Linked DNA regions of Homo sapiens: regions 1 and 3 are each linked to region 2. A link is an interaction called in ENCODE POLR2A ChIA-PET data of the cell type or tissue named here. Cell type or tissue: GM12878. All regions are shown on one strand.

What was found. Peaks named below come from ENCODE experiments on the same cell type or tissue, not always from the same donor. Only the 100,000 strongest peaks of a DNase experiment are listed, where the experiment ranks them.
Region 1: POLR2A ChIA-PET joins it to region 2 with 10 read pairs; 10 of 35 experiments call an interaction of 5 or more read pairs at or near these places.
Region 3: POLR2A ChIA-PET joins it to region 2 with 10 read pairs; 2 of 35 experiments call an interaction of 5 or more read pairs at or near these places.

The regions. Positions count from the first base shown.
Region 1 is chr3:58,086,000-58,093,999 of GRCh38, reverse strand. The region is part of intron 4 of FLNB (filamin B); the gene reads right to left. Among named protein-coding and RNA genes, the nearest start is that of FLNB-AS1, 81 kb to the left of the region's middle. In GM12878, no CTCF peak of the experiment used is centred here; no DNase peak of the experiment used is centred here.
Region 2 is chr3:58,030,280-58,038,279 of GRCh38, reverse strand. All of the region lies in intron 1 of FLNB (filamin B), which reads right to left. Among named protein-coding and RNA genes, the nearest start is that of FLNB, 26 kb to the right of the region's middle. RefSeq lists enhancers at 1-125, 2,913-3,412. In GM12878, no CTCF peak of the experiment used is centred here; a DNase peak (open chromatin) is centred at 3,099; H3K4me3 peaks cover 524 bases; H3K27ac peaks cover 1,542 bases.
Region 3 is chr3:57,667,605-57,675,604 of GRCh38, reverse strand. DENND6A (DENN domain containing 6A) reads left to right here. Exons shown (of 20, transcript NM_152678.3): 2 at 3,167-3,205; 3 at 3,307-3,349. Among named protein-coding and RNA genes, the nearest start is that of DENND6A, 21 kb to the left of the region's middle. RefSeq lists a silencer at 1-3. In GM12878, no CTCF peak of the experiment used is centred here; a DNase peak (open chromatin) is centred at 3,994; H3K4me3 peaks cover 788 bases; H3K27ac peaks cover 1,957 bases.

The DNA of each region.
Region 1 (8,000 bases), 56 kb before region 2:
CCTCCTGCTGCCCTTGCATAACCACACCCACACTCTCCTTAGCCCTGATAACCACTAACCCGTTCTCCACACTGTAATTTTATTATTTCGGTAACGTCACATCAATGGAATCATAACTATGTAACCTTTTAGGAGTGGCCTTTTTCACTACATATAATTGTCTACAGGTTCACCCAGGTTGTTGCTTCTGTCAATGGTTTTTTTCCTTTTTATTGCTGAGTAGCTAATATTCCATGGTATAGATGTACCACAGTTTAACCATTCGCCCACTGAAGAACATCTGGGTTGTTTCTAGTTGTCTCTTACCAATAAAGCTGCTGTAAACATCTGTGCATAGGGGTGTGTGTGTGTGTGTGTGTGTGTGTGAACATAAGTATAAAATAGTAAGAAATTATATATATAGGTCTCTGCCCCTGGTTCCAGAGTTCCTAAACCCCTTGGAATGTCCTTGGTGACAAGAGCATCTTCTGTTCTAATCAGGCAACTCTTAGTGGGCTCCCGGATAGCTTTCAAGATGTGGCTAATCAACAGAAAGACCAAGTCATGATCAGAAGCTTAGAACTTTCGGCCCCACTCCCCATCCTACAGGGAAGGGAGAGGAACTGTAGTCTCAGTTAATGTCAATCACGCCTACGTGACTTAGCCTCCACATCCCTGAAGTATGGAGTTTAGAGAGCTTCTGGGTTGGTGAACACATCCATGTGCCAAGAGGATGGCCCACCCCAACTTCATGGGGACAGACGCTCCTGTGTTCAAAACGCCTCTAAACTTTGCCCCGTGCACCTCTTCATCTGGGGCATCATCTGTATCCTCTATCATATCCTTCACTACACAACTGCTAAAGGTAAGTGTTTCCCTGAGTTCTGTGAGCCACTCTAGCAAATAACATAACATGAGGAAGGGGTAATGGGACCTTCTGATTTGTAGCAAACCTGGACAGAAGCTGTGGGTTACCTGAGGACCCACCACTTCTGACTGGCCTCTGAAGTCAGGGGCAGTTTTGAGGGACCGAGCCCTTAATGGCGTCTGCACTAACTTCAGGTAGATAGTGTCAGAATTGAAGGGAATTGATTATAGGACACCTACTTGTTGTCCACATAAAATTGGAGAACTTGTCAGTATGGGGGACAGAAATCCATAGATTTTGGTGACCGGAAGCGAAATACTGAGAGGAGTAGTAGAGAAGATGAGAAAAGTTTTTTTTCTTTAGCTGTGAGACTATAGAAGGAAAAACAGTGGCTCTCATATACAGTAAGTTTTCATTCCTCTGGGATAAATGCCAAGGAGTGCAATTGTTGGGCCATATGGTAGTTGCATGTACTGTTTTTTGAGGTTTTGTTTTTGTTTTTGTTTTGAGACCAAGTCTCACTCTGTAGCCCAGGCTGGAGCACAGTGGCACAATTACGGCTCACTGCAACCTCGACCTCCCAGGCTCAGGCAATCCTCCTGCCTCAATCTCCTGAGTAGCTGGGACCACAGGTGCATACCACCACACCTGTATAATTTTTAAAAATTATTTGTAGAGATGCAATCTCCCTATGTTGCCCAGGCTGGTCTCAAACTCCTGGGCTCAAGTGATCCTCCAGCCTCAGCCTCCCAAAGTGCTGGGATTACAGAAGGGAGTCACTGTGCCCAGCCTATTTCTTTATTAAGAAACTACCAAACAGTGTTCCAAAGTAGCTACACCATTTTACATTCCCACCAGCAATGTATGAGTGAGTGATCCAGATTCAGTTTCTCTCCATCCGTTCTGCATTTAGTGTTATCAGTATTAATATTTTTTATTTTAGCCGTTCTGATAGTGTGTACTAGGATTAATTCGCATTTTTCTCATGGTTAATGATACTGAACAAATTTCGATGTGTTTTTTTGTCATATGGACGTTCTCTTCAGCAGAAACTGTTTATGTCTTTTGCCCATTTTCTTATTGGGTTGTTTGGTTAAATGTTTGTCTGTTTTTTAACGACTAAGACTTGAGAGTTCTTTCTACATGTTCTAGATACTAGTGTTCTGTTGGACATATGGTTTGCAAATTTTTTCTCCCAGTCTTTAGCCTGTATATTCATCCTCTTAACTGTAAAAAGTTTTAAATTGTTTGTAAAAGTAAAATCCAGCCCCCAGATCCCAGTCTCAGCAACATTTTGAGTTCTGTTTGAGACGGTGTCCGGGTGGCTTTTATAGTGTGAGGGCTAAGACAGCTTGTCTTGCAGGACAGTAGGTGACCCAGGAGTGCACCCTTCAATGCAGGAAAACCCTCAACAGCACATAAAGGCCAACCACCATGTACCATGTTGAGTCTTTGAGACAGACCATCCTTCTTAAAACATTAAAAAGTTTTTAATTTTGATGAAATCCAACTTATTTTTTTTTAATGGATCATGTTTTTGGTGTCAAATCTGAGAACTATTTGCCTAGCTCTAGATCTCAAAGATTCTCTTCTATGTTTTTTTCTCAAAGTTTTATAGTTATATGGGTTTTTTGTTTTTTGGTTTGGGGTTTGCTTTTGTTTTGTTTTGCCTAGGGATGTTCAATTTCTCTGCCACCATGTGCCGAAAAGGTTTTTTCCCCCAATGACTTATCTTTGCACCTTTGTCAATAATCAGTTGTGCATATTTGTGTGGGGCTGCAATTCTGTTTCACTGATCTATAATGTCTATCCTTTGACCAATACTACAAAATCTGGACTTCTGTAGCTATACAGCAAGTCTTGAAATCAGGAAGGCTGATTCCTCCATGTTGTACTTCTTTCTCAAAATTGTTTTTGCTACTTTAATTCCTTTGCCTTTTCATATAGGTTTTAAAATAATAATCTTGCTATCTGCAAAAACTCTTGCTGGGATTTTGACAGCAATTGCATCAAACCTGAATGACAATTTGAGGAGAGGTGGTATCTTTACTATTTGACTTTTTTTTTTTTTTTTTGAGACGGAGTCTCGCTCTGTCGCCCAGGCTACAGTGCGGTGGCACAATCTTGGCTCACTGCAAGCTCTGCCTCCCGGGTTCATGCCATTCTCCTGCCTCAGCCTCCCGAGTAGCTGGGACTACAGGCACCCACCACCACGCCCAGCTAATTTTTTGTATTTTTAGTAGAGACAGGGTTTCACCGTGTTAGCCAGGATGGTCTTGATCTCCTGACCTCATGATCCGCCCATCGCCCACCTCGGCCTCCCAAAGTGCTGGGATTACAGGCGTGAGCCACCGAGCCAGGCTGTTGACTGATTTTCTAATAGTGAACGAGGCCTTGCATCCCTGCAATAAACCCCACTTGGTTATAATGCATACTTCTTCATTATATACAGCTCAATTTTATTTGCTAATATAGTCATTTGCTAAATAATGAAGTTTCAGTCAAAAATAGTCCACACATACAATGATGGTCCCGTAAGATTATAAATAGAGCCAAAAAATTCCTGTTGCCTACTGACGTCACAGTAACGCATCGCATTACTCATGTATTTGTGATGATGCTGGTATAAACAAACCCACTGGGCTACCGGCCATAGAAACATATATAGCACAGACAATTATGTTCAATACATAATACTTGATGATAAATGACAATGCTACTGGTTTATGTATTTAATATGCTATACTTTTTATCATTATATTTTAGAGTGGGCATCTTCTATTTAAAAATTAAGTTAACTGTAAAGCAGCCTCAAGCAAGTCCTTCAGGAAATATTCTAGAAGAAGGCATTGTTATTATAGGAGACGGCGGTTCCACACATTACTGCTCTTGACGACCTACCAGTGGGACAGTGGGACAGGATTTGGAGGTGGAAGATAGTGATAATGATGATCCTGACCCTGTGTAAGTCTAGACTAATGTGTGTGTTTAAAAAAAAAAAAAAGTTTTAAAAGTACAAAAATGAAAAGTTTTAAACACAGAAAAAAGCTTACAGAGGCCGGGTCCAGTGGCTCACACCTGTAATCCCAGCACTTTGGATCACCTAAGGTGGATTACCGAGGTGGATCACCTAAGGTCAGGAGTTCAAGACCAGCCAGGCCAACAGGGTGAAACTACGTCTCTACTAAAAATAAAAAAATTAGCCAGAAGTGGTGGTGGGCACCTGTAAGCCCAGCTACTAGGGAGGCTGAGGCAGGAGAATAGCTTGAACCCAGGAGGCAGAGGTTGCAGTAAGCCAAGATCACTCCACTGTACTCTAGCCTGGGTGACAAGAGCAAAACTCCACCTCAGAACAAAACAACCAATTGTTGTCCAGTTGAAGGATTCTTTTCTCTGTCCTTCCACCCTGCTATTGCGCTTATCCAATAAGTTTTTATTTCAGTTACTGCAATTTCCAATTCTAAAATGTCCATTTGGTTCTTTTTATCTCCTAAATTTTTATTATTATTTTGCTGGGACATTGTATTTCTTTGTTGAGATTTTTAATTTTTTCATTTTTTTCATGATTGTTCTTAACTGCCTACCGAAGCCTTTTTTTTTTTTTTTGAGATGGAGTCTCACTCTTCTTGCCCAGGCTGGAGGGCAACGGCATGACCTCAGCTCACTGCAACCTCCACCTCCCAGTTTCAAGCGATTCTCCTGCCTCAGCCTCCCGAGTAGCTGGGATTACAGGTGCCCACCACCTCACCTGGCTAATTTTTTGTATTTTTAGTAGAGACTGGGTTTCATAAGGTTGGTCAGGCTGGTATCGAATTCCTGACCTCAGGTGATCTGCCCGCCTCGGCCTCCCAAAGTCCTGGGATTACAAGCCTCCCAAAGTGAGCCACCACGCCTGGCTACTGAAGCCTTTTTTAATGGCTGCTTTAAAATTTTTGTCATAGGATTCTAACATCTCTATCACCTCAGTGTTGGCATCAACTGTCTTTTTCATTCAGTTTGAGATCTTCCTGGTTCTTGGTATGACAAGTGATTTCTTTTTTTTTTTGAAACTGGATATTTGGGGTATCATGTAATGAGACTCTGGGTCTTCTGTAAATGTTCTGTTGTAGCTGGCATTTTATGATACCACTGTGGCAGGGGAGGGAAGGGTACACACCTTGTTACTAACAGTGGGGGAAGAAGTCTAGGCTCTCCATTCAACCTCGACTGATGCTCAAGATTGGGGGGCTCATTACTGGTGCGTGAAGGTGGGAGTTCTGGCTGGAGGAAGTAGGAGTGCCTCATTACTGCTCCTCCATGGCCCCGGAGAGTGGCTTCCTTATTGCTAGACTGTTGTCAAAGCCTAGGCTCCCCATTCACCTCTGCGGGTGTAAGTGTGGGGCTGCATAGTTTTTTCTATGGTGTGGACCTGGAGTAGAGCAGTGACTCTTTAAGTTTTCTGCCTCACTGGGCTGCCCTTTCCTGGTCTTCTGGCTGGACAGGGGAGCTTTTGTTGGCACTTTCTGTGTTTGTGCCCACTGGCATTTTCAGGTTGTCAGCTTCTTTCTTTGGCTCCAAGTCTGGGATATATAAAGCAAAGTAAACCCAAGGAACTCAGTACTGTGTCATTCCTCGAGTCCCAAGATCCCTGGTTGGTCTGCCTCATCCTTTTTCAGAGGCTCCCTGTGTTTTCCTTATGTATAGCCCAGGGGTTTTAGTTGTAGTTAGAAGAAAGAATTAGGAAAAGTCCTATTCCATCTTCCCAGGAGCAGAAGTCCAAATATTACCTTTTTAAAAAGCTTTTTATTATGAAGAATTCCAAACTAGGCTGGACACAGTGGCTCACACCTGTAATTCCAGCAATTTGGGAGGCCAAGGCAGGTGGATTACCTGAGGTCAGGAGTTCGAGACCAGCCTGGCCAACATGGTGAAACTCCGTCTCTACTAAAAATACAAAAATTAGCCAGGTGTGATGGTAGATGCCTATAATCTCAGCTACTCGGGAGGCTGAGGCAGGAGAATCCCTTGAACCCAGGAGGCAGAGGCGGGGGTTGCAGCGAGCCAAGATCATACCATTGCACTCCAACCTGTGAAACAGAAGTGAAACTTCAGCAAAAAAAAAAAAAAAAAAAAAAGGCTGGGCGCCGTGGTTCACACCTGTAATCTCAGCACTTTCGAGGCCAAGGTGGGCAGATCACCCAAGGTCAGCAGTTCAAGACCAGCCTGACCAACATGGTGTAACCTTGTCTCTACTAAAAATACAAAATTGGCGGGGTGTGGTGGTGCATGCCTGTAATCCCAGCTACTTGGGAGGCTGAGGCAGGAGAATTACTTGAATCCAGGAGGCAGAGGTTGCAGTGAGCCGAGATCGTGCCATTGCACTCCAGCCTGGGCAACAAGAGCGAAACTCTGTCTCAAAAAAAAGGCTGGGCGCAGTGGCTCACACCTGTAATCCCAACACTTCGGGAGGCCGAGGCAGGTGGATCACGAGGTCAGGAGTTCAAGACCAGCCTGGCCAAGATGGTGAAACCCCATCTCTACTAAAACTACAAAATTAGCCGGGTGTGGTGGTGGGCGCCTGTAATCCCAGCTACTTGGCAGGCTGAGGCAGGAGAACGCTTGAACCCGGGCAGCAGAGGTTGCAGTGGGCCGAGATCATGCCACTGCACTCCAGCCTGGGCGACAGAGTGAGACTCCGTCTCAAAAAAAAAAAAGAATTACAAACACAGATGTAGAGAGCACTGCACAGTGGACCTCCTGTACCCAGCTTCAACAACTATCAACTCACAGCTGGTCTTGTTTCACCTTCACTCCCGCCACCTCCCCTTCCTGTATTATTTTGACACAAATCCTAGACCTCAGATTTTTTATCCACAATCACTATGTATCCTTAAAAGATACTTGCAAAGTACCCACAATATCGATACCATATAAAAAAAAATAATTCCTTAATGTCAAATATTCAGTGTTCAAATTTTCAATTATCTTATAAATATCATGAATTTCTTACAGCACCTTGAGCTGCTGCTTTATCATGAATTTTTATTTGTTTGTTTGTTTGTTTGAGACAGAGTCTAGCTCTGTCGCCAGCCTGGAGTGCAGTGGCGCCATCTCGGTTCACTGCAACCTCCACCTCCCAGGTTCAAGCGATTTTCCTGCCTCAGCCTCCCAAGTAGCTGGGACTACAGGCACATGCCGCCATGCCCAGCTAATTTTTGTATTTTTGGTAAAGGGGGTTTCACCACGTTGGCCAGGATGGTCTCGATCTCCTGACCTCGTGATCCACCCACCTCAGCCTCCCAAAGTACTGGGATTACAGGCGTGAGCCACCATGCCCAGCTATCATGAATTTTTTTAACCATTAGTTTGAATAGGATCCAAATAAGGTCACATATTACAAATGGTTGCTAAGTCTCTTAAGTCTCATTTAATCTCCGGCTGTCTCTCCACCACTTCCTTTTCCTAGCTACCAATCTGTTAAAGACACTAGGTCATTTGTTACTATACTCTGGATTTCTATTCATTTCCCAATAATTTAGTTTAAGAAAAAATGGCCGTAGACTGTTATATAATAAGATAATCTTTCTGCCTAAAAAGAAAGGTAAAAATTATAAAGAACTACAAATAAATTTTAAAAGGTAGCCTTCCCACACTGCTCAGTAAGAAATGCAAAGCAAAGAAGATACACAGTTTAACTCAGCATAGAAAAAAGGCTAGAAATAAATACCTGAAACTTTGAAGGCAGGAATGAGATTGGCAGTTGGGAAGTGAGTTTCAATTTTTATTTCATATATTTTTCTTTTGCTTAAGATTTACATAACACTCAGGTTATGTAACTGATATAAGCAAATGGATTTAAACATACACCTAATAGCCAAGCATGGTGGCTCATGCCTGTAATCCCAGCACTTTGAGGGGGCCAAGGCAGGGGGATTGCTTGAGCTCAGGATTTTGAGACCAGCCTGGGCAACATGGCCAGGCTGGTCTCAAACTAAAATATTAAAAAAAAAAAAAGCTGGACATGGTGGTGCACACCTGTGGTCCGAACTACTAGGGAAGCTGAGGAGGGAGAATCACTTGAGCCCAGAAGGTCAAGGCTGCAGTTAGCCGTGATGGCATCACGACACTCCACACACAGAGAGAGAGAGTGAGACTCTATCTGAAAACGACAACA
Region 2 (8,000 bases):
AGGCAGGTGGATCACCTGAGGTCAGGAGTTCGAGACCAGCCTGGCCAACATGGCAAAAACCCATCTCTACTAAAATACAAAAATTAGCTGGGCATGGTGGCGGGCACCTGTAATCCCAGCTACTCGGGAGGCTGAGGCAGGAGAATCGCTTGAACACAGGAGGCAAATGCTGCAATGAGCCGAGATCATGCCATTGCACTCTAGCCTGGGCAACAAGAGCGAAACTCTGTCATAAAAACAAACAAACAAACAAACAAACAAACAATAAGAACAGGCCTCAGGCTCAAAGTCTTCAAAAAACTTTTCAAGAATTTAGTAACACGTTGTTTTCATTGATTTTATTTATTTTTTAATTTTTTCTTATGCTATCTCCTCTAACTTATTTTTTCAAAGCCTAGTTACCTGTTCTTTCTGGCAAGTGATCGTGGTTTTCATTTAAGATCATGTTCTCTAGTTTCCTTTTACGAGTAAAGTAGTATAAAGATGAGTAGATATGAAGAAAAAAAACATTCACAAAATAATACTGGCACCTGGAGTAGGCAGAAACCATGCCAGTGATCTAAAAAAGCCAGAGGGCAGAGAGGCTGGTCTGGTGGAGGGCCAGGGTCATAAACAGAATCATGGCCATTTTACAAGGATTCTAATTTGTGTGCACAGTGCTGTGGGAATGCAAGGGAAAAAATGAATAATTCTACCTGGGGGCTTTCGAGAGGACTTCACGAGGGAAATCATCTGAATTGGTTCCTGAACTACAAGAAAAAAAATGAGTGGTCAAGAGGAGGCAGCGGGAGGCAAGGGTGAAGGAACCTCCCCATTCATTACAAGGGGCTTTAGCTGGCTGATATGAAGGTTGAAGCCAATGCTAGCAGCCCACTGAGGACAACTTGCATTGCAGGCTAAAATGACTCTGATGTCGGCCAGGCGTGGTGGCTTACGCCTATAATCCTAGCACTTTGGGAGGCCAAAGCGAGCGGATGGCCTGAGGTCAGGAGTTCCAGACAAGCCTGGCCAACATGGCGAAACCCCGTCTCTACTAAAAATACAAAAATCTGCTGGGTGTGGTGGTGCACTCCTGTAATCCCAGCTACCTGAGAGGCTGAGGCAGGAGAATTGCTTGAACTCTGGAGACGGAGGTTGCAGTGAGCTGAGATGGTGCCACTGCACTCCAGCCAGGGTGATAGAGCGAGACTGTCTCAAAAAAAAAAAAAAAAAAAAAAAAAAGACTCTAATGTCAAGTCTGGGCCCAGTGGGAAAGAACATCATATCAACTGACCAGCAATGTTTGTCATGAAGAGAAGAAAGTATAGCCGGGGTGCTATTTGATGACCCTGATTCTGGCTCAGTCTTCAACGTTTACAGGTGAGAAACTGAAACTGCCTTTGCAAAAATTATAGACAGTGAAAGAGGTCAGACCTAACCGACTCCATCTTGCTTCTAACCTTTAGGCTGTCCTTGTTCATTCCTGGGCATAGGCCAAACTAACCTTGGGAATGAATTTAGTTTATGGTTTCACTCTGAAAAAAAACTGCTAATAGCCCTTTCCCAAAAAGACCCTCTTCTTGCCTTGGGAGCAGTCTGCCTTTGTAGGACTAACAAATTAGCTACAAGATTAGAAATTAAGGTTTAGGGGTCAGAAACTGCAAGAGTCTGAACCTCCACAAATTGCTTCTGGAGATAACATCACTACTGTAAAACTTAACATCAGTGCTTGAGATAGTTTGCAGACCCTGCACTCCATGGATCAGCTGACACCTCCCAGAGCGGTAATCTGGCTCAACCAGTTCTGCCATCCCACCCAGGAACAGAAGACAGCAAGAAAACGTCACTTCGACCCCCTGTGACTCCATCTCCAACTTGACCAATCAGCACTCCCCACTTCCTGAGCCCCTACCTGCCGAATTATCTTTAAAAACTCTGATCCCAAATGCTCGGGAGACTGATTTCAGTAACAATAAAATTCTAGCCTCCCACACAGCTGGCTCTGGGTGACTTACTCTTTCTCCATTGCAATTCCTCTGTCTTGATAAATCAGCTCCGTCTAGGCAGCAGGCAAGGTGAACTCGTTAGGTGGTTACAAAACTGGGGTCCAAAGCCCCAGAGCTGACGAAGAGCACAGTCAGAATAAAGAAACAGGTATCCTGAGTCCACGTCCTTCTCATTCTGTGCTCTAGGGTCCTCTTTCATCTGAATCAGCAGCATTTACAGCCATGGAGTCATTATAAAGAAAAGCAAATCTGTCCTAAGTCTTGAGTCAATTAATTAAGGAGTTTAAATGTATGGGTCCAAAACAATTAAGCTTTGTGGAATAAGAGCCCGGGTGAGCTCACCAGTGAGAGAAGGATGGTCTCATTTGAAAGTACATCTCTGTAGAAAGTTAATTCCAATAAAAATCTTTCCCATGCTGCCGCCCCAGGCCGAGAATGTTGTACTGAGCCAAACTTCACACGTAGCTGACTGATCCATCCAGCAAAGAGTGGTCTCCTTTAGCTAAGGCCGTGATCAAGAGGCATTCTGTCCAACTAGGAATTCTCAAAACTTCCACTTTCCTCCTAGCAGAACCTTCCAATCTGGAATCACACTCACAATGACTGAGGCTGCTGGCTTGTCCGAAGTCCAAGCCCTATAACCACGGATCTTTTTTTAGTTTTTAATTGGGGAGAGTCACTGTGGTTGAGCTACATTTTCCTCTCCTTCAACATGGACCCTGGAAGGCAATCAAACCCCTTATTTCTCACACATTCATTATTTCTTTCAACTCTTCCTCTTAAAAAAGTTGGGGGTGGGGTACATGTTGCGTTCCCTAAACCACCATTCTGCCCCCTCTTCAGATGGAAATCCCTCAAGTCTACAGACTGAGGCTCACAAATGAAGTTACCTGATATTTTAAGAGGCATGGAAATTACACCACTTAAATTTGAAGTCAGATTTTATTTCATATCCAAGTCTAAGTAACAGCTTTTAATTACATAGACAGCTTAAAAGAAACCTCAAGCACTCTGCAATTTACGTGTATTTTGGGTTTGGTTTTGTTTTTGTTTTCCTGTTTGATCTGCCTGTGAGGTGAAGAGGTAATCTCACTTCACAGATGTGGACAAGGGGATTACCCTAAGTCACACAGCCTGTGACACCAGGGTTTCATCAAACAAAGGGGCTTTCTAAAGAATAAATGGCAACCTAGTGACACAGGAAGCCACGTGAAACACCTCCTTGAGGTCCACTCCACCAATCCTCTGCAATGTCCCCAATTTCAGGTAGAACATGTGATCTAGGACAAGCCAGTCCCAAGAGTCATTCCCAAGAGTCAAACACCCTTGCCAGTGGTGGGCTGAGATGTGAGCAGGTGACATAGGCTGGTCCAATCACAGTGAACCTCAGGGCTTTCCTGGGACTGCTGGGATCAGGGCCCGCCTTCTTCCTCTGGGAGGTGTGGGGTGTGGCTGCGGGCCTGGGACTGCTACACCCACCCGTCTGTGGAGAGACAACAGAATCAGAGAAGCAGAGCCAAGGCTCTCTGATGCCCTGGAGACTTCCAGGTCCAACTGCCTGCCTACCCCTTGACTTTTCAGTTACGAGAGCCAATGAGCTCCCTTTTTGGATAAACCAGGATTAGGTAGGTTTCCCATGACTTGGAACCATATACATCCTAATGGATACATTTATATTCAAAGTCTTTCTCTACTGCTTCCTGGCTGTGCCACAAGTTACTAAACCTCTCAGTGCCTCGGTTTCCTCATTTGTAAAATGGTGGAGTGTTAGAATGAAGTGCGATACTTGGTGTAAAAACCAACTGAGAACAGTCTCTGGCCTGTAGCAGGGATTCGCTTACCACTGCACTCCAGCCTGGGCGACTAGGGCGAAACTCTCAAAAAAAAAAAAAAATTGTCTTTAAAAAACAGAACCTTTTTGTGGCTAGGATGTGCAAGAACTGGAGCTCTCAAACACTGCTCGTGGAAATGTAAAACAATACAACCACTTTGGGAAACAGTTTGGCAGTTTCTTGAACAGTTAAACGTACACCTATGATGTATGATCCTAACATTCCACTCAGAAAAATAGAAATATACATCCATACAAAGAGTAGTAAAAGATGTTCATGATAGCTTTATTTAGAAACCACCCGGCCAGGCGTGGTGGCTCACACCTATAATCCCTGCACTTTGGGAGGCAGAGGTGAGCGGATCGCCTAAGGTCAGGAGTTCGAGACCAGCATGACCAACATGGTGAAACCCCGTCTCTACTAAAAATACAAAAATTAGCCAGGTGTGGTGGCAAATGCCTGTAATCCCAGCTACTCAGAAGGCTGAGGCAGGAGAATTGCTTGAACCCGGGAGGTGGAGGTTGCAGTGAGCCAAGATCACACCACTGCACTCCAGCCTGTTCAACAGAGTGAGACTCCGTCTCAAAAATAAATAAATAAATAAGAAACCACCCAAATGTTATCAACAGAAGGATGTATAAACAAAATGTAGTATATCCATACAATGGACTACTACTCAGCAATAAAAAGGAATAGGACTATTGACACATGCAACAAGGATGAATTTCAGAATAACTATGCTAGAAGAAGCCAGACAAAAAGAGTACATACTGGCAGGGCGTAGTGGCTCATGCCTGTGATCCTAGCACTTTGGGAGGCCAAGGCGGGTGATCACCTGAGGTCAGGAGTTCGGGACCAGCCTGGCCAACATGGTGAATCCCCATCTTTACTAAAAATACAAAAATTAGCTAGGCATGATAGCATGTGCCTGTAATCCCTGCTACTCGGGAAGCTAGGGCAGGAGAATCACTTAAATCTGGGGAGATGGAGGTTGTAGTGAGCCGAGGTCGCACCACTGCACTCCAGCCTGGGTAACAGAGTGAGACTCTTGTCTCAAAAAAAAACAAAACAGCATACTATATGATTCCATTTATATAAAAGGCTAAAAGATGAAAACTGACTGATAATGACAGAAAGCAGATCAGTGAATGCTTGAGCATGGGTGTGGAAGACATGGAGAGATAAAAGGCAAGAATTACAAAGAGGCACAAGGAAACTTCTGGGGCTGGATAGGGAGGTTCGCTGTCTTGATTATGGTGATGGTTTCCTGATGTGTGAGTGTACATGTGTACACAGGAGTGTGTGTATAAGCTAATCAAAATGTGTTCTTCATTGTATAACAATTATACCTCAATATTTTTTGGGTTTTCTTGGCAGGGGTGGGGAGATTGAGACAATGTCTCACTCTTTTGCCCAGGCTGGAGTGCAGTCATGCAATCTCAGCTCACTGCAGTCTTGACTTCCCGGGCTCAAGCAATCCTCCCACCTCAGCCTCCTGAGTAGCTGGGACCACAGGTGCATGTCACTACACCTAGCTTTTTTTTGGCGGGGAAGGGAGTAGAGATGGGGATCTCTCAATGTTGCCCAGGCTGGTCCTGAATTCCCAGGCTCAAGAGATCCTCCTGCCTTGGCCTCCCAAAATGTTGGGATTACAGGCATGAGCTACCACACCCAGCCAATAAAGCAGTTTTTCAAAAATTAAACCCATCTGAGCTCATATATGCAGGTGCCTGGGATACCAGACCACATCCCACTAGATGGGGACCACCAAACCACAAAATGGACCTGCTTGAATTTGGCCACAGTGTAAAGGTGTTCTTAGAATGCAACTCTCTCTTAACACTCATTCCACTGTTGAACCAGCCCTACTCTAGACTTTTACCTACTTTTAGAGACAATGCAACTGATTCAGCAGTCCCTTGAGATGGTACCTTGAGCAATATCTCCTTCTGCTCAGACAAAAAGCTATTGACTGGACGCTCCCAGAGGCAAGCTTCTGAAGCCCTCTGTCTCTGAGAATCCCAAGTCTGCCACGTTCACAAGCAACAGAGGAAGCCTTACATTCTAAGGTAATTAGCTCAGCCGTTTCAACACTTGGGGTGGGGGTAGGGGGAGAGAAATCCTGCTAAGCATGAATGCCTTTGTCAAAATATCATCCTGACACCCTAAGGATGGTCTGTTTTCTTTTCTTATAAACTGGGCCCAAACTTGTCTTTAAAACAAACAAACAGGCCGGGCACAGTGGCTCATACTTGTAATCCCAGCACTTTGGGAGGCTGAAGAGAGGATTGCTTGAGCTCAGGAGTTCAAGACCAGCCTGGGCAACCCTGTCTCTACCAAAAATACAAAAAAAGAAAAAAAGAAAAATTAGTCAGGTGTGGTGGCACACACCTGTAATCCCAGCTACTTGGGAGGCTGAAGTGGGAGGATGGCTTGACCCTGGGAAGTGGAGGCTGCAGTGAGCCATGTTCATGCCACTGCACTCTAGCCTGGGAGAAAGAGCAAGACCCTGTCTCAAACAAACAAACAAACAAAATAATAAACACAAGGTATTTTTTTTTCTCTTCCCCTGGTCAAGCTTAGTAATGCAGTATGTCAGCATTAAAATGACACTTTTGGATGGGGGTGCAGTGGTTCACGTCTATAGTCCCAGCAATTTGGGAGGCCAAGGTGGGAGGATGGCTTGAACCCAGGGGTTCGAGACCAGCCTGGGCAACATGGCAAAACCTTTAAAAATGGAAAAATTAGCCAGGCTTGGTGGCACATACCTGTAGTCCCAGCTACTCAGGAGGCTGAGGTGGGAGGATTGCTTGAGCCTGGGAGGTGGAAGCTGCAGTGAGCCATTATCAGGCCACTGCACTGCAGCCTGGCCAACAGGGCAAGACTCTGCCTTTAAAAAAAAAAAAAAAAAAAAAAAAAGGCAGGGCACGGTGGCTCACGTCTGTAATCCCCTAGCACTTTGGGAGGCCGAGGCAGGCAGATCACAAGGTCAGCAGATTGAGACCATCCTGGCTAACACAGTGAAACCCCGTCTCTGCTAAAAATACAAAAAATTAGCCAGGCGTGGTGGCGGGCGCCTGTAGTCCCAGCTACTCGGGAGGCTGAGGCAGGAGAATGGCGCGAACCCGGGAGGCGGAGCTTGCAGTGAGCCGAGATCGCAACACTGCACTCCAGCCTGGGCGACAGAGTGAGACTCCATGTGAAAAAGATAAATAAATAAATAAAAGACACACTTTTTATAAGAAAAATATTCCACACAAAAAAAGGGGAGTGAAGAATCATATAACCACCATGGGACTGAAGAAATAAAACACTACAAAGAGTTGAAAGCCCCTATACACCTCTTCATGACTGTATAGCCCTCTCTGCCCATCCCCAGAAACCGTTATCCAAAAGTTTGGTAATGATCATTCCCCTAAAGGTTATCTGTATTTTTATGACATATGTAAAACTTCATATAAACGGTATCATAGCATATGGAAATCTCTGCAATTTGCCTTTTCTAATTTTTAACTTTTGTGGATACACAGTAGGTGTATATATTTATGGGGTACATAAGATTTTGTTGTTGTTGTTTTTGAGACAGGGTCTCACTCTGTTGCCCAGGCTGGAGGGCAGCAGCGCAACCACAGCTCACCACAACCTCACCGCAACCTCTGTGCCCAGGCTCAAGTGATCCTCCCACCTCAGCCACCCGAGTAGCTGGGACAACAGGCGCCTGCTACCACGCCTAGCTAATTTTTGTATTTTTAGTAGAGATGGGGTTTCACCATACTGGCCAGGCTGATCTGGAACTCCTGGCCTCAAGTGATCTGTCCACCTTGGCATTATGAAGTGCTGGGATTACAGGCATGAGCCACCGTGCCCGGCCCCTCCTAGATTCCTGATAGGAGTCTGGATCCATCCCCTCCAGATAGGACCCATGGGCCTCAAAAGAAGCGACTCCATCCATCCCTGGCTCTGGGAAGGCCTGATTGGTCAGAGTGGAGTTCTCACAGGAACTCTACTATGGTAAACCACAGGAGAACCAGCTTTAGGATGAAAGAAACCAACAGAGCAGAGACCCAAAAAACTTGGGTTCTTGATGACATCATTTAGATGCTGGATCCCTGAAACCCATAACTTGCTCTGCATCTAGGCTTGCTGACATGAGCCAATCATTTTCCTTCTATGTGAGCCAGTT
Region 3 (8,000 bases), 360 kb after region 2:
CACTGCAGACACTAAAATAACCTAAGAAAATGCATAATGATCCTTTAAAGGGACCAGAGAGAATTAGGATAGCCTTTATTGTGGAGATGGTCCTTGAGGTTTCTTAAACTGCAGATAATTATTTTTCCGTTTCATTTTTCTTTTACTAATAACTAAGTAGTTAGGATGTGTATTACTTGTTGGAGTCAGTTGAAAAATATTATTTACTGAAGTAGACGCCAGCTGAAGATTATTTTCTCTTTAGATTATAGGCTACCAAAGAAGACTCAGTAAGCTTTGAGTTATTAGTCAATTGGTAAATGGTTCTTGATAACTTAATGATTTTACCAATCTTTTGGAGATAACTTTAAACCAAAAACTTTTTTTACCTAATGTAAATATTACTCAATGCTCCCAGCTTTCCCCCTTGTTTCATTATTAAAGTTTGTGAACTGTTTCTTTTTGTTTTGCTTTTTGTCTTTTAACTTTTATTTTAGGTTTCTGGGTACATGTAAAAGTTTGTTACATAAACATGTACATAAACTCATGTCTCAGGGGTTTGTTGTGCAGATTATTTCATCACCCAGGTGTTAAGCCCAGTATCCAATAGTTATCTTTTCTGCTCCTCTCCCTCCTCCCACCCTCCACCATCAAGTAGACCCCAGTGTCTGTTGTTTCCTTCTTTGTGTTCATAAGGTCTCATTATTTAGCTCCTCCCACTTATAAGAGACAATATGCAGTATTTGGTTTTCAGTTCCTGCATTAGTTAGCTGAGGATAATAGCCTCCAGCTTCATCCGTGTTCCCATAAAAGACATGATCCCATTCTTTTTTTATGGCTGCATAGTATTTCGTGGTATATATGTACCACATTTTCTTTATCCAGTCTCTCATTGATGGGCATTTAATTTGATTTAATGGCTTTGCTATTGTGAATAGTGCTGCAGAACTAGTTATTTATTTATTTTATCTTATTTATTTATTTTTTGAGATAAGAGTCTTGCTCTGTAGCCCAGGCTGGAGTGCAGTGGCACGATCTTGGGCCCACTGCTACCTCCACCTCACAGGTCCAGGTTCAAGCAATTCTCCTGCTTCAGCCTCCGGAGTAGCTGGGATTACAGGCATGTACCACCATGTTCAGCTAATTTTTGTATTTTTAGTAGAGATGGGGTTTTACCTTGTTGGCCAGGCTGGTCTTGAACTCCTGACCTTGTGATCCACCTGCCTCGGCCTCCCAATTTCTTTTTTTTTTTTGAGACGGGGTCTTGCTCTGTCACCCAGGCTGGAGTGCAGTGGCGCGATCTTGGCTCGCTGCAACCTCCACCTCCCAGGTTCACGCCATTCTCCTGCCTCAGCTTCCCCAGCAGCTGGGACTACAGGCACACGCCACCACGCCCAGCTAATTTTTTTGTATTTTTAGTAGAGACGGGGTTTCACCGTATGGTCTCGATCTCCTGCCCTCGTGATCCTCCCACCTCAGCCTCCCAAAGTGCTGGGATTACAGGCGTGAGCCACTGCACCCGGCCGGCTTCCCAGTATTTTTAAAAAAATATTCTTGACTGGGCACGGTGGCTCACGCCTGAAATCCCAGCACTTTGGGAGGCCAAGGCAGGTGGATCACCTGAGGTCAGGATTTCGAGACCACCCTGACCAACATGGTGAAATCCTCATCTCTACTAAAAATACAAAATTGGCTGGGTGTGGTGGCACATGCCTGTAATTCCAGCTACTCAGGAGGCTGAGGCAGGAGATTTGCTTGAACCCGGGAGGGGAAGAATCACTTGAACCTGGGAGGTGGAGGTTACAGTAAGCCAAGATCACACCATTGCACTCAAGCCTGGGCAACAAGAGTGAAACTCCTTCTCAAAAACAAAAACAAAAAAAGCACAAAAAAAACTTCATTATTGTGGATATATAATAGTTGCACATATATATGGGGTACATGTGATATTTTGATGCAGACATGCAATGTATAATGATCAAATAGAGTTATTGGGATATCCATCACTTCAAGCATTTATCATTTCTTTGTGTTGGGAACATTCCAGTTCTACTCTTTAGTGATTTTGAAATACACAATAAATTATTTTTAACTGTGGTTGTCCTATTGTGCTACCAAACACTAGATCTTATTCCTTCTATCTAATTGTATTTTTGTAGCCCTTAACCGTTCTTTATTCCCCCCTCTCAAACTCTTACTACTCTTCCCAGCCTCTGGTAACTTACCATCATTATTCTATTTTCTATCTCTGTGAGTTCCTCTTTTTAGCCCTTACATATGAGTGAGAACATGTGATATTTGTCTTTCTGTGCCTGGCTTATTTCACTTAACAGTTCTACCCATGCTGTTGCAAATGACAGGATTTCATTATTTTTTTTTTTTCTTTTTCTTTCTTTTTTTTTTTTTTTTTTTGATACGAAATGTCATTCTGTCGCCCAGGCTGGAGTGCAGTGGCGTAATCTCAGCTCACTGCAACCTCCGTCTCCTGGGTTCAAGTGATTCTCATGTCTCAGGCTCCCGAGTAGCTGGGATTACAAGCATGAGCCACCACACCCAGCTAATTTTTGTATTTTAGTAGAGATGGGGTTTCATCATGTTGACCAGGCTGGTATTGAACTCTGCACGTCTCAGCCTCCCAAAGTGCTGAGATTACAGGTGTGAGCCAATATGCCTGGCCTGGATTTCATTTTTTTAATGGCTGAATAATATCCCATTATGTATATGTACTGCATTTTCTTTATCCGTGCATCTGTGAACTATTTCTGAAAGTGATTTGACCATAACCAACTACTATTTTAGACTAATGTTATATATATATATTTTTTTGTTTGTTTGTTTGATTTGAGACGGGGTCTTGCTCTGTCACCCAGGCTGGAGTGCAGTGGCATGATCTCGGCTTACTACGATCTCTGTCTCCCGGGTTCAAGTGATCCTCCTGCCTCAGCCTCCCGAGTAGGTGGGACTACAGGTGCATGCCACCACACCTGGCTAATTTTTGTAATTTTAGTAGAGACGGGGTTTCGGCATGTTGGCCAGGTTGGTCTTAAACACCTGACCTCAAGTGATCCGCCTGCCTTGGGCTCCCAAAGTGCTGGGATTACCAGCGTGAGCCACCGTGCCTGGCCTATAATATGTTTATAACTAATGTTTATAATATGTTTAACAAAATTTAACTCTTTTCTTCCAGGTAATTTATCCTCAGCATTCCAAACTTACTGACAGAGAAGTAAGTAAAAATACTGCTCTGTATAGTTTACTGTTATATTTCTGTTTGTTTTTATTGATTATGTATGTGTCAGCATACATCACTTTTGTTTTCTTTTTCAGAAAACCAATATTTGCTATTTGTCTTTTCCAGATTCAAATTCAGGTAACTGTTTTTCATACAGTGTTTCTGTTTAATTTTATACTAAGAATACTGGTTATACTGTTAATGTATGAAAATTGATTGAAATAGCATATTAGATTGCAAACAGATCAATGATTTTTATTCCTATTTTAATGATGCCTAGTCATGTCATCGTTGATTTTAGTAGCTTCAACTCTTAAAATAACTGTTATGGTGTGATGAGGTAAACCATCAAGGAACAATAAACTCTTAAAATAGTGAAGAGGTTGAAAATCAGCGACATTGGTATATTTGGGATTCGTGGAGTATGTATTAAATAGTTTATATAGTATGTAGTTTACTTTCAGTTCAGAATTTGGGAGCTTACCAGGAACTCTGTAAAAGCAGTGAACCTAAAAAAAGCCAGGATAAATTTGGTTAGGAAGCAAGGCCATAAGTTACGTGCAGTAGTTTATATGGGTTAATATAGGTAAAGCCTTGGCGTAGTGCTTGGTGTATAGAAAAAAACATACAAGGGTCTGTTTATTGTTGAGCTTGGTTTTGTTAGTCTCTTTCAAGCTCTTCCTTTTGTGTGGTCCTAATCGTTGACATCCTTCAGGTTACCTCTTGTGTTTCACTTTCAAACTAGCTTTTCTTGGCTTATAGTGACCAAAACATTTAGCTTCTCAGGCCACACACAGTTATAACCCTATAGCAGAGACAGTCTAGTTTTCTTTCCTTTTGTGGTTACTTCCTTTTTTTTTTTTTGAGATGGAGTCTCGCTCTGTCACCCAGGCTGGAGTGCAGTGACGCGATCTCAGCTCACTGCAAGCTCCGCCTCCCGGGTTCACACCATTCTCTCACCTCAGCCTCCCGAGTAGCTGGGACCACAGGCGCCTGCCACCAGTCCCGGCTAATTTTTTGTTTTTGTATTTTTAGTAGAGACGGGGTTTCACCATGTTAGCCAGGATGGTCTCGATCTCTTGACCTCGTGATCTGCCCACCTCGGCCTCCCAAAGTCCTGGGATTACAGGCGTGAGCCACCACACCCGGCCGGTTACTTCTAATATTGTGCTAGTTAGTTCATTTAATCTGATTTGAGAGATTTGACAGTTAAACAAAATTTTTTTTAGCATTTTCTCCTTTCTGTATAAATGCTTCCAGAATTTTTTTCCTATCCATTTGGAACTCAGCTTTGGTGAACTATATGAAAGAAAAGTGGTATCTTGGTAAATTAGATACTGCCTTTTAGAGATCCCAGTAAGGGGTTTTTTCTGACCTGGAATTATTTTGGTGTTTTTGACCCATTTATGAAATAATGATGCAGAGGTCTTGTAGGAATGTATCTTCATTTCAGTTAACATTTTTCTTATAAAATCTGTACATACACTTCTTATATACTGTGATGGGTTAGATTTCCAGGTCTCAGAGTAAGCTGAGTTGTATGGATTGCAGAATGAACTGACTTTCTGCATGGAATCCCAGTGAATTATGCTGGATGCTCTTCTCTTTCAGATCATAGCTGGTTGTCATGGCTCCTCTCTCTTTTTCACTTCTCTATATGAGCATGAAGGGGATCAGAATATACCACCCCCAAATATACCACTTTGGCTTAAGAATTATTTTGAGTTGAAGGCAACTGAGAAACAGCAGATGCAAAAAGAGCCCTTTACCCTCCCCCTATATGCCTAAAAGCAGGACATACATTTCCTTTTGTGAAGGTGTCACCCCTTCCCTTTCCCATACCAGGAAGAGGAGAAAATTCTGAATCACCAGAGAAAACTCTTTATCACTGGAGATGGTACCAGCTTAATTCTGCATAAATAAGCCTTGCTAAAATAACCCTTATCTTTCATTAGTTTTACCCATATGTTTACCTTCCCACAGATTACCACCCCTAGAAGTCCAAATCCTTTTTCCTTTGTCTGCATTTTAGTTTCTTTTGTTAAAATGGTATCTAAGCTCCCAAGTTTAACCACCTCTTTGGGTTTTTACTTTTTTTCTCTGAAGCCTTTGTATGCATTCGAACTAAATCTTTTCTCGTTAATCTGTTGTCTGTTTATTTCACAGGCCCCAGTTAGTGAACCTAAGATGGTAGAGGAAAAGTCCCCCGCATGCATACATCAAGGCTAAGAAGTTAATTCTGTGGTGTTTAGATAGCCTATATCTAGTTTTATAGCCTCTGCATGTGTCATTATCAAAAAAATTTTTAAGTACTTTTGGCTTATGAATGACCTACAGATTTTTTTTTTCTTTTTTCTTTTTTTTTTTTTTTTTTGAGATGGAGTTTTGCTCTGTCACCCAGGCTGGAGTGCAGTGGCACGATCGCAGCTCACTGCAACCTCCGCCTCCCAGTTCAAGTGATTCTCCTGCCTCAGCCTCCCAAGTAGCTGGGACACCTTTGCCTGCCACCATGCCTGGCTAATTTTTGTATGTTTAGTAGAGATGGGGTTTCACTGTGTTGGCCAGGCTGGTCATGAACTCCCGACCTCAAGTGATTCGCCTGCCTCAGGCTTCCAAAGTGCTGGGATTACAGGTGTGAACCACTGCACCCGGCTGATTTTTTTTCTTTTCTTTTTTTTTGAGATGGAGTCTCGCTCTGTTGCCCAGGCTGGAGCGCAGTGGCGCGATCTCCACTCACTGCAAGCTCTGCCTCCCGGGTTCACGCCATTCTCCTGCCTCAGCCTCCCGAGTAGCTGGGACTACAGGTGCCCACCACCACGCCTGGCTAATTTTTTGCATTTTTAGTAGAGATGGGGTTTCACTGTGTTAGCCAGGATGGTCTTGATCTCCTGACCTTGTGATCCGCTCACCTCCGCCTCCCAAAGTGCTGAGATTAGAGGTGTGAGCTACCACGCCTGACTGATTTTTTTCTCATAGATATTATTTAATGCTTTTTTTATGTGCTGCACATCAAATGAAGTGTGGTTCTTGTGACTTGAAGTATGGTTGGTACAAGGAAAATCTACAAAAGACCTGAAAGCAGGCACTTTGCTGTCTTAACAGATCATCATTGTCCTAGGTAGCAAGAGACTATATGTTTTGTAAATATTTGAAATTGCTATTTTCAGTTGTAGTTATCCATACAGTTTGGTTTTTTTATGTGTTTATTAAATGAAAATTGGAGGCCGGGTGCAGTTGCTCACACCTGTAATCTCAGGACTTTGGGAGGCTGAGGCGGACAGATAACTTGAGATCAGGAATTCGAGACCAGCCTGGCCAACATGGTGAAACCCCATCTCTACTGAATATACAAAATTAGCTGGGCGTGGTGGTGTGTGCCCGTAGTCCCAGCTACTCAGGAGGCTGAGGCAGGAGAATCTCTTGAATCAGGGATGCTGAGGTTGCAGTGAGCCGAGATTGTGCCACTGCACTCCAGGCTGGGCGACGGAGTGAGACTCCATCTCAAGAAAAAAAAGGATTACTGTACCAACTTTGAAATGAATTTGTTATTTCCCAGGATAACCTTTAATTGCTGTAGAAGAAAGTCCAGACACAGTAGAGCAGTCTTTAGGAAAGAGACATAAATCAAGCCTTTATTTCCATTGTATACCCACTTAAACAGCATGTTAGACTGGATGAAAAAATGACACAGATAAAAATGCTTTTGAGATTGGAATCGTTTGCCCTTCCCCGCCCCTCCGCCACCTTAGATTCTCCTGACTTTAAAAAAGCTTTGTTTGGTTGGTTTTTTAGGTTTCAGTTTTTTGTTTCATTTGAATGGCTTTTATCTTTAGGAGCCTAAGTTTAAAGAGGGCCTTCCCTCTGATAAATATTTGTCCAGTGTTTTTTTCCTTATCATTTACCATTAACATCATCTGGATGTAGGTGTTCCTGAGGCTTAAGCTGTGATGAGTGCCCAAGGACAGAAGTCACTGTATTTTAAACATGTCCAGAGAAAAAAACTCAGCATTAGTAGAGAGAGTTTGAAGCAATGATGAATCTGAGGGAAACATTAATCCTCCTTGTTCTGGATGGACTTGACATGCAGACAATATTCGTCTCAACACATTTCTTCTTTGTAGACAGCAGGGACATCATCATGTGCTTTACACTTCCCAGTTGCTAAAGCAGCACTTCTCATACCGTGTTGAAGGGCCAGTTGGGGTTTTTAATATTTCCAGTCAGTTATGGACCAATATTTTTGAAAAACAATTTAATTGAATTGTTAGAAAAATAAAATGAAATGAGGAAAAAAAAGAAATGTAAAATAAAAGTCTAATTTTTTTTTTTGAGATAGGGTCTTGCTCTGTTGCCCAGGCTGGAGGTAGTGGTGTGATCTCGGCTCACTGCAACCTCTGCCTACTGTGTTCAAGAAATTCTCCTGCCTCAGCCTCCTGAGTAGCTGGGATTACAGGTGCCTGCCACCGCATCCGGCTAATTTTTATATTTTTAGTAGAGATGGGGTTTCACCGTGTTGGCCAGGCTGGTCTCAAACTCCTGACCTCAGGAGATCCACCTGCCTTGGCCTTCTGAAGTGCTGGGATTACGGGCGTGAGCCACTGTGTCTGGTCTAAAAGTCCAAATTTATTACAGCAATATCAAGTTGCTATGAAAGTTTCTAAATATATATTCTCAACTTGCATATTTATTTGGTTATGGAACAGTAACAAGAGTTTATGGACTGGCGTCAGTCTATGGAATAAATTGTGAGAAGCTCTGGTCTAAAATACTGTTTCTCAGCAACCTAGCT